Linked DNA regions of Mus musculus: region 2 is linked to region 1. Evidence: chromatin loops called from intact Hi-C (ENCODE). Cell type or tissue: heart. All regions are shown on one strand.

Region 1 (8,000 bases):
GGAAATTCTTAGGAGAGAGGCTAGAAGACAGGGGGAGGGGGAGGGCGGGAAGCAGAGCCGCCGCAGTGGGGGCAGGGGGCGGGGTTCAACGCTAATGGAACAGGGTTTCTGTGTGGTTGATGAAGATATTCTAGAAACTAAACCTAATGGGGCGCGGGGGTAGGGCCCTACCATCCCAGCTGACCCAGAAAGATGACAAGTTCAAGGTTAGCCTGGGCGACAACGTGAGACCAAGACTGAAAATAAGTGGAATTGGGGCGGGAGGTGGACTGCGGGGGGGGGGGGGGGCGGGGGGGGGGGGAAGCAGTTCCCGGCCAGGCTTGGTTGAATCCCATTTTTAATTTGAAGGACAGTCACAAGGCAAAGCTCAGGGAAGGGGCCCTGTTAGATGGATTTTAGAGTCATTGTGGAATTTAAAAAAAGGGGAAAAAATGACCTTCAATCTGAATAATGGAGGGTGACAATCACTGGGAGGGAACTAGAACTATGTGCCCTTGGGGGTTTATGGGCAGAGGGCGTTGTGGGGTTGTTATTCTGCAGTCTTAAGGCGGTAATTATCAATGGAGGCTGGATGGTTGCAGCCTTATCCGGAAGGGTGGAAGTTCCCCTGGCAGAGGGGAGGTTCCTTAGTTTAGGAGAACACCCCACTTTACAGGCTGCATCAGCCTGTCTATGGTTTAGGAGGCCACTTCAGACTTCCTTATCACGATTTTTCTGGATCATGGCTGCAGGCTGGCTGCAGTTGTTAGTGGCTTGTCCACATTCCTACCCTGGTTGGTTCCTTCAGTCCACCTTAGCTTGGGAGTCATTATCTCTTTCCTCCCCTCAGGCAGCGTGGTGGCCAGAAAATCACAGAAGAAGCCAGCCCAGAGCCTCAAGGACACATCAAGGTGACTTCATTTGTCCCAGGCCCTTCTTAAGCCACTCAGGCTGACAGGCAATGACAACTAGCATATGTTGATTTAAAAAAATTGGAAGAAGGGGTTGGGATGGGGTGGCCTTGCATATCCCCTAATCCTTGCACTTTCCGGAGGCAGAGCAGGAGGATCTCTGAGAGTTGGAGTCCAGTCTGGGGTATACAGCAAGTTTCTAACCAACTAGAGCTACAAGTTTCAGAGACAGGTGTTAGAAGCTTTGAGGACCACACAGAACTCAGATCTCTGCCTGCCTCTGCTTGCCAAGGGGATTAAGGCATGCATTGCTACACTTAGCGAGCTGCCACGTGGATGCTAGGAATTGAACCTGGGTCCTCTGGAAGACTAGACAGTGTTCTTAACCACTGAGCCGTCTCTCCAGCCTCAATTTTTTTTTTTTGTTTGTTTTTCAGACAGGGTTGCTCTGTGTAGCCCTGGCTCTCCTGGCACTCACTCTGTAGAGCAGAGTGGCCTCGAGCTCCAAGAGCTACCTGCCACTTCCTCCCAAGTGCTGGGATTAAGGGCATGGGCCACCAACGCACTAAAAACCTGTTTTGTTCATATTTCCTAAAGGGAGTGGCATGTGGCTCAGCTGGTAATGTTCACCTAGCATGCCCAAAGCCCTGTTTTCTGTCTCCAGCATGACATTCAGCAGGTTCAGGGACCACACATTGGATTTCAACATTCTGGGGGTGCAGGCAAGAGGATCAGTAGTTGAAGGTCACCCTCTGATAGCTACAGGTTCCTGGACAAAGTTCAGGCTCTCTAATGTGAGCTTCTTTACTCACAAGAGAGCCAGTTCTCTGGGGTGTGGCTATGGACTCTGGGGCATGGCTATGAACTCTGGAGGGAACATGTCCCCTGTATCATCAGCTTGGTTTGTAATTTTCCTTCACCCCTCACCACATGGATGGGATGACATACATACCTGTCACTTGGCATCTAGATAATTATGACACAATGTGTGGGCATAAACATTTTAAATCTTTCTATTGCTTCCCCAGGAGTGACACACACCCTATGTGCCAAAGTCTGCTGGGCTCCGAAGGCTCCATTTAGGGACTTATTAAACAAAAGGCTGTTGTTTCAGGCTCTGCCCAGTTCTAGTCCTCCTCCTGGAATTTAGCAACTGTGTGACCTTCAGCAAACAACCCAGCCTTTCCGTGCCTAACTTTATCTGTAAAATGGGAACGGTGGGAATATATCATCTCTAGGATTGTATCGGGGATTCCATCAGCTGACTTTGTTTCGTTCGAGACAAGATTTTGCTGTTAGCCTTGACTGGTCTGGAACTTGCCTCAAATTCTCAAAGATCTGCCTACCTCTGCCTCCCCAGTCCTGGAAATAAAGTCCTATCTAACCATGCCCAGCTACTTCATCATATTTTATTTTATATGTACGTCTGCTAGAAGGTCAGAGGACAACCTGTGGTAGCTTCCTCTCTCTCCATTAGGATGTGGGGCATGGAACTCTAATTGGTTGGCAGGCATGGAGGGAATCTCTTGTCTGCAGAGCTGTTTAGATAGCCTCCCACAAAGAGACAGATTTTGGCTCATACTAGTAAGAGTGGTGTGTGTTTGTCTCTCCATCCCACAAAATGAGTCTCCCGGGGGAGAGAAAGGCTTTCTCTGTCTTGCTCAACCTGCTCCACCCAGAATAGACACTCCTTGTGAATCAGTCTTACATATCCCTGGCCCTATGGTGTCCCTGGGAAGCTACCCTGCCCTGGAGGGAGTCCAAGATTCCAAAAACTCAGTGAAGACCACATTGACCTCCACAGATTCACAGCAGGGCTTAGCATCGACCCCAGGATGTCAAGAAGCCTGGTGCACCAGCTGCCTTGGGGTGATGAATGACCATTTGTGTAATGGTGTGCAAAACCATAGCTTGGGACAATGAGTTGGTGAGTGGGCAAAGTGGAGCAGAGGGCTGAGGAGAGCTGGGGAGAATCCTGAAACCCCACTGTCGGGGGCTAGCATCAGGAAAAGGGCTCAGATCTAGATGGGTGCATCACACACCATGCTGCGGGGCCACGGGAAGACAGAGCTTGTAGAAAATGAGTCTCTCTATGGGGAGACAACCTTGCAAGGCATTCATGGAAAGGAATCCTCAGATCCATCCCTCTTGCTTTGAGAAACATGAACTGGAGGTGGGGCTGGGGGAGAACATTTTGTAAATTTTCTGGCGTGCTACTGGGAAGAGATAAATGGGTCAGATGGGTGTGCATTTTTCTTCCATAGGCAGCTAGCCTGCGAGGCAGCAGAGTTGGGGACCCCTCAGGTGAAGGGGTGCCCCTGGGGAGTCAAGGAAGCTAGAGGCAAGCAGCAGATGAATGCGCTGAGGCCCAGAGCGCACGCACAGCAACCTCCCAGGAAATGTGCAAATTCCCATTTTATCTGCTCCGGCACGCTCATTCAACCCAGCTCCGGCTAAATACAGGGGAAATCTCTTAAATTATTATATAACTTTCTGAGTTCAAGAAAGATAATTCAAAAGATAGGTAGTAGCAACCCTTACAGAATTCTCCCAACCTCTCTCTAAAATGTAAAAGAGCATTAGCGCACACAAGAAGCTCACACAAATTACTTAATGTGCCACTCACAGTGGATTAACATTTTTTTGGCTTATCTTGGGGGCTTCTTTTTTCCAAATATTGTATCGTAGATGCTTTATTGCAGTATTATGAAATTTTGCCAGTGCTGGGAATTGAACCCAAGGTCTCACACATACTCGACAAGCATTCTCACCACGGAGCCGTATATCTAGCTCTTCTTGTTCACCAATGTGCCAGAGTATTTGAATCCCCAACGTTCCAACCTCCTCCTCTTTATGATTCTCCACAGGCAAGCAACCCCACCCCAGATTGGCTCCGAGGGGTGATTCAGTGTTGAACTCCCACCCCGCCATGTCGGTCAGACTTCTGTCCCCAAGCAGCAGAGCCGGAAGGAGCTGGTGAGCCTCGCAGCGCGCAGCAGACTGACAAAGTCCACCTTCAACTTGCGCGCGCCAACTTCACAACTTCCCTCTCCCGCCACAGGGGGTCTATTTCCCCCGCCCGTTTGGCGGAAGGATCCCGCGCGCGGTGGCGGAGTCGCGCTCAACCGTCTCCGCCCGGGCTCCGCCCCACCCCCGCCCTACGCGCTCAAACCCCGCCCCTTCCCGGCGCCGGCCCCGCCCCCTTCCCGCGCGCTCTATGGGCCCGTAAAGAAGTCCCGGCCGGGCCGCTGCACTCCCGCGCGCGCATCCGTGCGCCGCCCGAGGCTGGCCTGAGGAGTCGGCGGCCATCTTGTTCTTCTCGTGGTTCCCAGTGGCGAGAGGAGGAGGAAGCCCGGAGCGGAGCGGGGCGGCTGGGGGGGGTGGACCCGCCGCGGCTGCTGCTGCCACCGCCGCCGCCGCCACCACCGCTCGTGGGGCTCGTGGCGTGAGGAAGGAGGACGAGTGAGACCCCGGGGCGAGCGGGCGGCGGCGCCGCTGCTGCTGCTGCTGCTGCGGGAGGGTCGGCGGCGGGACGGCGATGGCGGATATCGACAAACTCAACATCGACAGCATCATCCAACGGCTGCTGGAAGGTGAGCGGCGCGCGGGTGGGTGGCGGGGCAGGCCCGGCCGGTGGGGGATCAGGCCCAGTGGAGGGGCCGGTCTTTTCTCGGAAGCCGCTTTGGATCTGGGGCGCGCATACAAGCGCCTCCGGGTTTGGGGACCCCATTATTTTTTATCACTCCCCTGTCCTTGCTTTCACATTTATCATCTGGAGTCCAAGGACTCATCAGAGGGACTTGGCTTGGCAGGACGACGTCCCAGTGCGATGAGAGTCCGTCTCCTGCATTTTCCTACCCCCTCCACCCTCCCCTCAAAGCCATCCATCCTCCAGCGTTCTTTCCCCCTTGAACGTGCATCCGCACACGGACCCAGTCCGGGTGACAGTGTGGCTCTCTCTGATCATCAGATTGTTGTGTCCCTGAGGACAGGGGGACGCTGCCGCGTTCAGCGAGCACCCGCCAGGTAGGTGCTGTGTTGTTATTATCCTGGAAGTGGGTTTCGCAAGAGAAACTCCCAAGACCTCGCTGGACCAAGAATTAACAGTTAAAAGTCAGGTTTCAAACCCCGGGGTAGCTAGGAACCTAGAGAGAACCTGCCGCCTTCCAACTGTTCACCCCGTGGGAACCCAGGATGTCCAGTGGTTGAGGAGAGGTTCAAAAACAAAAACCCAGCTTTCCTTTTGTCCGACTTGGGGGTTTCTGCCGTGTGGTTTCCTACTTTGGAGATTTCAAATTTGACATAGGTCTGGATCCTGCTAATCACAGATCCCACAACATCCGCTGAAGCTAAAGAGGAGAAGATCCAGTAACCTTGATTTGGGCTCTTGACACTAGCTTGCTTTGGCCCAAAATACTTTTGGAGTGGTGGACAGCTGCGCAATTCTGGTGGTAGATGTCTTCAAGTAAATCACTGACAGAAAAGGGAAAAGGTGTCTTTTTAAAATCTGGGCATTTCCCCGGGGGGCGGGGGGGTGTTTTTCAAGACAGGGTTTCTCAGTATGGTCCTGGGGCTGTCCTGGAACTCACTCTGTAGAGCAGGCTGGCCTCAAACTCAGAAATCCGCCTGCCTCTGCCTCCCTAGGGCACGGATTAAAGGCTTGGGCCACCACTGCCCAGAGCATTGCCTCCTCTTTAATGTTTTGTTTACATAGGGTTTCTTGGCTTTGGTTTCATTAAAACATGGTCTCTCCAGTCGTGGTTATCCTGGCACTCTTTGTGTAGACCAGGCTAGCCTCAAACTCACAGATCCTTCTTCCTCTCCCTCCCCAATTAAAGGCATTTTTATTACCATGCCTCCTTTTATTACAGGGTCTCTCTCAGGGGCCAGAGCTGAGTTAACCTTCTGATCCTTCTGCTTCGTCTCACATACTAGATTTTATAGGCCACTCAGCCTGACTTATTTTTTTCCTATGCAGTGTGTGCATACATACAGACCAAAGCACACGTGAGGAGGTTAGAGGGTAGTTGGGCGTCTTTGTGTGGATTCTGGGGATCAATCTCAGGTCAGGCTTGCAAAGCAGATTTTCTACTGACTAAATCATCTCACCAGCTTCCCTTTCTCCCTCTTTTAATTATTTTTTTAAATTTTCTGTATGTATTTTGTTTGTGTGCATGTGCGCGCACATGCATGCACCGTACGCATGTCTTACCCTTATGAATGTCTGAAAAGGGCATTGGGTCCTTGGGTATTGGAGTTGCAGATAGTTGTTAGCTGTCACATATGGGTGCTGGAAATGGAGCCCAGTTTATCTCCAAGAACATCAAGCACTCTTAGCGGCTGAACCATCACTTCACTCCCCCAGCACCCCCTTTTCTTGTTGGTTTTTTTTTTTTTTTTTTTGTCTTTGTTTTTCGAGACAGGGTTTCTCTGTATACTCTGTATACAGAGTTTCTCTGGAACTCACTTTGTAGACCAGGCTGGTCTCGAACTCAGAAATCCGCCTTCCGAGTGTGGGATTAAAGGCGTGCACCACCACGCCCGGCTTCAGCACCCCCTTTTTAAATGAGACAGTTTCATTATGTAGCCCAGGCTGGTCTCTGTCTCAACTATCCAGAGTACTGGGATTAAAAACTTTTTACCACCCCTGTCTTCTCATAGTTTCTTAATAGTTTTTAAGTTCTGAGACTGGGTAGCATTGTGTTAGCAAAGGCTGGCCTGGATTTTCAGAGATCTATCTGCCTCTGTCTCCTGAGTGCTGGCATTCAAAGCTGAACTACCATGTTTGGCCTGGTTTATTCTTTTCTGTTGAACTTAACAGAGTAAGCCACTGTTTAAACACGTTGAGAATGACTGGCTGGGTGGTATATGTATTTGTTTCTAACTTATGGACTTGCTTGACGGAAGCCACAGGATCTGCTCAGGATGCGTATAGTTCTCAATCAGAGGACGCTGGCATTGGGGTTGTGATGATTTCAAAACCTTTAAATCTAGAGATAGCTCAGCCGGTTTTGGCTCTTGCCCTTAATCCTGAAGTCCTGATTTGATCCTCTGGATTGACATGAGATTCAGGAGAGAACCAGACTTTGAGGGTTGTCTCCACCCCACCCCCAACAGCTCCAGCAAGCATGGCCTTGCACACATGCATATAACAGAATGGTATAAAAAAAATAAGGGTTTAATTCTGAAAGGGGGAGATAAGATTTGTCCCTTGGAGCCGGGTGCCTTTAATCCCGGCACTTGGGAGGCAGAGGCAGGCCGGTTTCTGAGTTCGAGGCCAGCCTGGTCTACAAAGTGAGTTCTAGAACAGCCAGGGATACACACAGAAACCCTGTCTCCAAAAACAAACAAACAAAAAACTGGAAAGCTGTCTTAGGGCTAAGAGTACACAGTACTCATCTAGAGGATCCAAGCTCAGCTTCCAGCACTCATCCCAGGTAGCCCAGTGCTTGCTACTCCAGTACCAAGGAGTCAGACACCAGCTTCTCAAGGCACACACATACATGGCTAACCCACACAGACATGATTAAAAATACATTTTAAACTGACAGTGGTGGCACATGCCTTTAATCCCAGCACTGAGAAACAGAGACAACTTAATCTCTGAGTTCAAGGCCAGTCTGGCTTACAGAAGAAGTGCCAGACTATCCAACGCTAGCTACTGTAGTCCCTGGCACTTAGGTGGGGGCAGGAGGTCGAGGCAGTAGCATAATGAAATGAGTTCCTAAGGGTCTAGCCTGAACTACAGATTCTGTGTAAACAGGCAGGTTGGGTTGGGTTCCTAGGCACTGCGGTTCTGTGGCACTCTGAATGCAGTGGGTTTCCCTGAGTGTCACCCTGGGTGGTCAGCCACACTGGCGGAAGATCTGTGTTAGTCCTCAGCACAGTGTTAGGGACATGCTAGAGCAGAAAATAGACTAGCTGTGTGTGAAGGTAGCACCCTGCTCTGCTGTTTTAGTGGAAAATGGGAATTGGGGTGCTTTCTTCATGAAACCTCTAGTGTTTTTTCTTGAGTAGCAAGTGGTTTTAATTTCTCCACATGGCAATGTGCAAGAACATGTTTCTGTAAATGAAGGTCATTGTCAGCGCATGGTGGGAAGTAGCTCTGCT
Region 2 (8,000 bases), 200 kb after region 1:
ATGATACAAGTATGAATTGATTTCTCTGAGCCAGGATTCCACTCCATAGGTGAGAGCCTAAAACTAGCTATATTGCCGGGCAGTAGTGGCACATGCCTTTAATCCCAGCACTTGGCAGGCAGATTTCTGAGTTTGAGGCCAGCCTGGTCTATAGAGCGAGTTCTAGGACAGCCAAGGCTACACAGAGAATCCCTGTCTAGAGAAAAACAAAAACAAAAACAAACTAGCTATATTGCTACACTGGCCTGGAACTCATGACCTGATTGTCTCAGCCACTTTTGAGTGCTAGGTTCAGAGATGTGTGGCCTTGTGTCCAGCTAGAAAAACAAATTCATGTTCAACTGAACATATATGTAGGGAGCATGTGTCCTGTGTGTGTGTGTGTGAGAGACATAAGGCCAGAGGTCAACCTCAGATGTCATTTCCGAGTCTGTCTTCCATCTGGACCCCCTTCTTCATTAAGAGGCACCTCTCACTGCTCTGAAGCTCATCAGGTAGTCTAGGCTATGGGGACAGTGAGTCCCAGGGACCTGCCTTCTTCTCTGCCTCTGCAGCACTGGATCTACCAGCATTTGTCACCATACCTACATTTCTTTTAAAAACATGGTCCTGATCATGATGTCAGATCATTTGCTTGCAAGGCTGACTGATCCACCTCCCTGGTTGGACGTTTTAAAAAGCTGTTTTGTTTTGCATGCAGACGAGCTTGTGCCTTTTAGTCCTGAGGAGATAACCTCGGCCACTTTGCTTACACTACACCTGCAAAGACAGGTGTCACACCTGCCACACTGCATTCCTGCACAGAACCCACTCCGAAGTCGTCTGCAGACTGTACGCACAAAGACACTAAGAAACACACCACTTTCTGCTGCACCTACCATGCTTGCCGAAGAACTGAATGACGACTCTGCATTTATCCGCTCTGGCGACTACTGTGCACTTCTCCACACTTCTTTCAAGGTAATTCAGACATCTAAAGATTGGCAGAACTGACTGCAATACAAACACATCGTAAACATTAAACACATACTTACTATGGCTACCCCATTAACTTTAAAAAGCCCAACAGATGAACGTCTGTATATTCATAAATGGCATAGAAATGATTAAGTATAGTACAGCTGTTAAGCCCTACAAAAGGAGTATTCCTCCCATATAAGAGAAAATCAACTGTTTTTACCTTTATTGCCAATTTGCAATTTAAATTCAGTGGTAAGTCAGTATCACTCATCGTGGCAAAGGGTGACCACTGATAATGTTGAAAAAACATAGATGAAAACAGGACGTAGCCATACGTGGAATGACAAGAATTCACAGATCTCAGAGCAAGCTGGAAAGGAATAAGTGAGCTATTTCAGAGAAGACCGACTTCTATCCTGAGTCAATCCTGCTGTGACCATAATGCCACAAATACATTCAAATAAAACCGTGCGCACTGAACTTGCACATGGTACCTACAGATGTGTATATATCTATATTGAACATACACATACAAAATCTATACTCTCAAGCTCTGATACCGTAAAACTGTCAGTGTCCACAGTGACCACAACGTTAATGCATGAAGTGTGGGAAGTGACAGAAAAGCCCTAAGTGACTGACCTCATACCTTGCCTGGGGGGAGAAGCTATAACTTAACGCAGCAGCCATTCTGGGAATGCATGCTTATAAACTGTCAGGTTTTGGAATTTTTATGTGCTCTCGATTTTACCCACCACACTTCACTTGGACTTAGCACTTTTAAAACATCTTCTCTTGCTTTAATATATGAACCAGTCACTTAACATTCTTTTAAATTTAATTTATCTTGGCATGTAAAATAGGTTTCCCGTAGTTCAAACTGGTCTCACACTTGATATATAGCTGGCTGAGCTCTGCCTCCCTGGCACTGGGAATATAGGCCTGTGCCATCACACCTGGTTTGTTTTGTGTTGTTGTCGTTGTTTTTCGTTTGTCTGTTTGTGTTTCTTGACCCGTAGGGGAGGGTTTGAGACAGAGTTTCTCTGTGTGGCTTTGGCGTCCTGGAACTTACTCTGTGGACCAGGTTGGCCTTAAACTCAAAGAAACCCCACTGCCTCTTCCTCCCAAGTGCTGGGATTTGAGGCACACCTGGCTTTTTTTTTTTTTGGTTTGGTTTTCGACACAGCAGGCCTTTTAACTTACACCTTTCTCGGATGGGTCTAGCCACAGCTCATCGCTCACTCGTGATAGCGTTTGTACTGCTTTCCCAAATACTATGGAGGAAAAGAAAGGTGCGTTCACATTCTTCCCAAGCAGTGAAGACAAACCACAAGACTACTCTTGTATGCACAGGACTCAAGTGAAAACCAGAAAGGACGGTGGGATCCACTGAACAACTTAGTCATGCCTGTCAAATGCAAGTGATTCTTCTGTTGCGTGTTAGCGCCCTGTGGGTCAGACTGCCTGAGATGGAAATAGGGGATTTTAGTTTTACAGAGACAAGACTACTCCTCAATCAAAACACTAGTTATCCAAAATTGTTGGCAAACTTCATCCTTCCGAAACTTCAAGGCCTTTTCCGACTAACCCATTTCATCCTGGCTCTACTAATTGCTCTACGCTTGATCTTGGGCTAAAGGCTGGAAACTAAGTGGTTAGCACTTGCATCCATTCATGGGCTATCCATACGACAACAGCATTGAGCATCTTGGCTTCCAACATGCTAGGCTAGGTTAACATGTTGTTAGACTATAACGATCTCAACTTTGATGCTGTGTCAAGCCTTAGCAAAGTGCATCACTATGAGAGGAGGCACCATGACAGGAATTCACCACACGGTGTCCTAATTGTATGTGATGCCACAGAGCTGGAAACAGTGGTTTGAAATCCTTTTTTCCTGAATATGTCCGAACAATTTCCCGTTAAGTGATTACACTGAACTTTTTGGTCAAGATACACCTGGGAGTTAAACTACTCAGCCGATCCACACAGCGTTTTATAGACTAATTTACATTAGGAAATGCCGTATACCCTTACCTACATACACAGTAAGACTTCAATAAATATGCATCGACATAAAATTCAACATTATTTCTCCTGCAAGCCAATTTCCGTGCTAATGCTCTCATTCATTTTGAGTTCTCCCAACCTCTGAAGGGGGATGGTACACTGGCCCTTCTTTGGTCTGTCTACACACAAACCCGGTCCCCAGCCCAAGCATCCCACCCCCCTTATAAGGCTATGTATTATACAGTTCTCCACACAGTCTTTCTAATTTCTGATCTCACTACATGGACTTTTTATTTAGCCCATGCTTCTAACAACCTCTATCAACGAAGGGGCTAATATTAGTCTCATTTTTCGACTGAGGGACAGAGAGGATTGTTCGAGATTATATATTAAAACAAAAACAAAACCCAACAACAATAAAAAAAATGTCTCCGGCAGAATGTCGAATAAAGCAGCAGGTTGGTTTTCCCACAGCTCAAAAATACTTTTGCTGGTCAAGTATTATTTCCCCCCTTGAATTCTCTCCACATCAGCCCTCCTCAATCCGAGTTTAAGGCCCAATGGCACAATTCTTTTCTCGGTCACCGAATTAAACCCTGGACATAAATCAAATGGAACGGGGCTGGCATGCTCTTCGAAGCCCAGCATGGCCCTCGCGAGGCGCGCTATGGCAGCTTCAGTCGTGGCGAAGAATGGCGGAGGAGGCCGAAGAAGACGATGGATAAACCCTGCACGAGGCGTTAGACTTTTCCCTCTTCTAAGTAGCAAAGCAAGAATGGCCGCTCCACCTTTCACCTGGCCGCCCGTCATCCCGCACTTCAGCATGGCTACGGGCAGAGCAGGCATGGAGGGCGCAAGCGCGCCAGCCGCGGGTGCCCGGATGTTGCCCCCGCACTTTCCGCGAGCTCAGCCTTTCCTTTGCCCCGCCCACGAGCGATTTCTTGCAGCGCCGGGTTTTTTTTTTTTTTCCCTTGACGGGAAATGACCCTTACGGGCCCCCGTAAGACAGGCTCTTGCCAACTTCGCGTCTCATTGGTGGCGGAAGAAGTGGGCGGGTCGACCGAGGAGCCTGAGGAAGAGGGCGGCGGCGTTCGTGGTGATTGAACGGAGCCCTGGTGACAGGATGGTGAGCCCCACGGCGGCTGCTACCCGGGTGGGGCCGGGATGCTGCGGCGTCCGGTTGAGGGAGTGGGGTGGGGGCGCGAGGAGGATCCGGGTGGCCGCGGAGTTGGAACGGGAGGACCGCGGCTGGTTGAGGGTGCGGCTCGGCCTGATGTCGCCCCCTCGCCCCAGCGGCCAGAGGGCGTGCGAGGCGGACCCGGCGGCCGGACCCGGTCACGAGATCGGCTCCGGCAGTCGGTGTGACCGCACGTCTCTTCCCTCCTGGTCCTTCCCGGCTTGCTGGGGGTAGCCGGCCTCGGGGCAGAGCGCGAAGTAGCCGTCGCACTGGCCGCCACTCCGGACGGGGACCCGGAAAGGGGACTGCTCGTCTCCTGTGGCCGCTGCGGCCCCATTGAGCGATGTCGTGGGGATCGTTTGGAGCCTGCGGAGATGCGCGGGGTTGTTCGGAGAGCCTTAGCTTACCCAGTCTGCATCAGACCTTTAGGCCCGTCCCCCCCAATAGATTGCTGTCCCTACGACTTTTCTGTGCAGACACGTCCTTGTAATCCGATTTTCGAAGGCACTCTTTGCTCTCTAAAGTTGGGGGGGGGGACTGCTGTTTGTCCTGATGAAGGTTAAAGTGAAGGCACCTCACTGGCTGCTGGGCACGCGTTGCGTTTTTCACAGATTATCCTTGTGCAGACAACCTTTTAAAAAGGTGGCCTAGCAAACACAGAAGTGGATGCTCACAGTCAGCTAATGGATGGATCACAGGGCTCCCAATGGAGGAGCTAGAGAAAGTATCCAAGGAGCTAAAGGGATCTGCAACCCTATAGGTGGAACAACATTATGAACTAACCAGTACCCCGGAGCTCTTGACTCTAGCTGCATATGTATCAAAAGATGGCCTAGTCGGCCATCACTGGAAAGAGAGGCCCATTGGACATGCAAACTTTATATGCCCCAGTACAGGGGAACGCTAGGGCCAAAAAGGGGGAGTGGGTGGGTATGGGAGTGGGGGTGGGTGGCTACGGGGGCCTTTTGGTATAGCATTGGAAATGTAAATGAGATAAATACCTAATAAAAAATGGAAAAGAAAAAAAAAAAGGTGGCTTTATAAGCCGTTCCAAAGGTATATGCTTAAATTCACTGGATTTTGGCATCTAAAAGAGAATTATTTTGCTTTAGACTCCAGTTTAAAGTAGACTAGTTCTTTGATGGCAATTTGGAGACACTTGCAAGGAAGAAGAATTTGCTGGAATGATTGCATATTCATGTCTCTGAAGTCGTTTTGAGGGGTGAACGCTTATGTTTAAGGGCAGTTGCTATGCTGGGCATCACGTTTCTTTTAAATTTTTATTTTGAATTTTTGTGTATGTGTCTCTACATGAGTTTATGTGCACCAAACAAGTTCAGGAGCTACTGGAGACCAGAGGGCTTCGGATCCCCCGGAACTGGAGTTACAGGGAGTTGTGAGGTGCCACGCGGGTACTGGGAACCAAATCCGGGTCCTTCAAAGATCAGCAAGTGCTTTTTAATTGCTGAGCCATCTCTTCCATCCTAAGTCAGGTTATAACGATGTAGCCCTACTGGCCTGGAAATCAGAGATCTGCCTGCCTCTGTCTCCTGAGAGTGGGCACTAAAGGAGTGTGCCACCACACAGAGCTTGATCTTGACATTTTTGTCACATGATAAAGTACTCCAGCTAGTAATATCCTCTATAGCACATAACTTACCCTGGAGTGTGATTTTTCAATACTAGAACCTCAAACATAAAATAAATAAATATATATATGTGTGTATGTATGTGTATATATATACATACACACACACATATATACATATCTATATACACACACATATATATACATACACATATACACATATACCTCCAGTATATCTAGAGATAACAAGACCCCAGTAATGAGAAAATACTAACTTTAACCTTTTCCTGATGAATTCTTCAAATTATAAATATCAAATCTTTATAATCTACTCAAATTATAAAGAGTAGACAGATTGAGAAGTAAAGAAACAGGAGTTGGTGTACAAAGCAAGAAAATGTAGAACGACATTGACAGTTTGCTGTGTGTGGGTGTTTGTCCTGTGTTTAAAAAGAGAATCAGTAGTTCTTTTGGAATTATTTTCGGCACAGCTGATTTTTAACATTTCCTTTCATAACATTCAGAAATCATTAACAATTTTTGCATATTTGGTATGGGTTTTTGGTTTATTTGTTTCTTTTCTTTTAACTTTTGTTGCTTTCTTTTAACATTGGTCATGTTTCACCCCCTTTTTTTTTCCATTCCCCTGTCTGCAATCAACTTCTTCATTCCACTAAGGCTGGGCACAGAGTAAGTTTTTCTCCGCTCCTACTAACAATGGTGGTTGGGTGGCTGATAACTGACTGGATTTCTTACTCTTTCCAGCTCTGTCAAATAGGGAGTAATCAAATCCCCATGCTTGTTTGGGTTTTTGCTTTTACATGATTTTTGACAAGACTTTGGCTTCCAGATCCTTTGCTGCCTCTACTGTCTGTCTAACCTGATTTGTCATTGTGGAATTTAGGCAAGGACACTCTTGACATGTTATTTCTTTCCCATAACTTTGTCACCAGCAGCAAAGCAGAGGACTCCATCTCACTGTGGAGCCATGATGCTGCCTGCAGGGCCATTCATCCAGTCACAGTTTTGACACACTAATTGTCAGGGGTGCTGTGGCACCTTACAGAGTTGACATCTTCAATAAGGATAACAGTGTTGTCTCTCACCTCTGTTCTTTCTGGTACATTCTCAGTGAACAATTCATTTTTAGTCTCAGATTTGAATCTATTTTAGACATACCCCTCTTAGGAGTTCAGAGTTCTTTTAATATAGATTTTCTTTCTTTCACTTTTCCTCAAATGTCAGCATCCCACAGTCCAAATCTGAAGGGATCCCCCCCCCTAAAATGAAGATGGTGTGTCAAGACATGTCTATTGAGGGTGGATACTCTGTAGTGGTTTTAGCTGTCAAAGGTGTGCTCATTTTGTGACCACCCACACACCTATTAATTCAGCTACTCTGTGTCCTGATAACTGTTGCTTTTGGTTTTGTTGTGAGATGAATCAAGTTTGTTTTTGTAATCATCTCATTTCACACATTTTTGTTTTGTTTGTTTTGGTTTTTGGATTTTCAAGACAGGGTTACTCTGTGTAGCCCTGGCTGTCCTGGAACTCACTCTGTAGACCAGGCTGGCCTTGAACTCAGAAATCTGCCTGCCTCTGCCACTTGAGTGCTGAGATTAAAAGTGTACTTACAGCACTACTGCCCAGCCACATTTTAGTTTTCAATCCAGTCTAAATTTTAATTAATGAAAATTTTTACTTAGTTATTTTATGTTGGATGTGTTTGCTTTTGTGCCTGTCTGTACTACATGTGTGCCTGGTACCCTCCAAGGCCAGCTGAGAAGGTGTCAGATCCTCTGGAACTAGAGTTACAGACAGTTGTGAGCCACCACGTGCGGGAATCTGGATCCTCTGGAAGAACAATCAGCTCTTGTAACCACTGCCACTAAAATTAACGTTTTAAATTAATTTTAACATTATAGTGGCAAAACTGTTTGCTTTATCATATTAAACATGTAGCGCTTCCTTTGATATGGTTCAGGGGTAGCCATGCTTTGACCAGCAGTAAAGAATATGTGTACTGATGCATGGCAAGGCTGTGAGGAGCTCCTGGAAGGTGCTCGTCCTCCTCAGCAGGGCAGTCATCTGTCGCTCTCAGGGGATGTGTGTTCTCCTTAAAGGAACTTTTAAACTATTCTCTGTCTACTTTGTTCAATCTTGAAATTTTTTAATTTAAAGTTAAAGTTTCATAGGACTCCCCCCACACCCCCACATACACACATTGGGCAGGATTTCACTGTGTACTTGCTTTGTAGCCTGGGCT

Evidence for each region. Hi-C counts contacts between places; a loop is a spot of excess contacts. Peaks named below come from ENCODE experiments on the same cell type or tissue, not always from the same donor. Only the 100,000 strongest peaks of a DNase experiment are listed, where the experiment ranks them.
Region 2: a loop joins it to region 1, with 2.2 times the contacts of the local background. A loop is called at or near these places in 2 of 42 quality-filtered maps.

The regions. Positions count from the first base shown.
Region 1 is chr5:122,154,133-122,162,132 of GRCm38, forward strand. Ppp1cc (protein phosphatase 1 catalytic subunit gamma) reads left to right here and starts at 4,143. Exons shown (of 7, transcript NM_013636.4): 1 at 4,143-4,483. The coding sequence starts at 4,429. In heart, a CTCF peak has its summit at 3,946; DNase peaks (open chromatin) are centred at 4,159 and 4,779; H3K4me3 peaks cover 3,847 bases; H3K27ac peaks cover 4,555 bases.
Region 2 is chr5:122,350,381-122,358,380 of GRCm38, forward strand. Rad9b (RAD9 checkpoint clamp component B) reads right to left here and starts at 3,825. Exons shown (of 13, transcript NM_001382853.1): 1 at 3,759-3,825; 2 at 2,164-2,234; 3 at 1,181-1,330; 4 at 879-993. The coding sequence starts at 3,795. Vps29 (VPS29 retromer complex component) reads left to right here and starts at 3,948. Exons shown (of 4, transcript NM_019780.2): 1 at 3,948-4,096. The coding sequence starts at 4,094. In heart, a CTCF peak has its summit at 4,248; a DNase peak (open chromatin) is centred at 3,981; H3K4me3 peaks cover 1,882 bases; H3K27ac peaks cover 1,432 bases.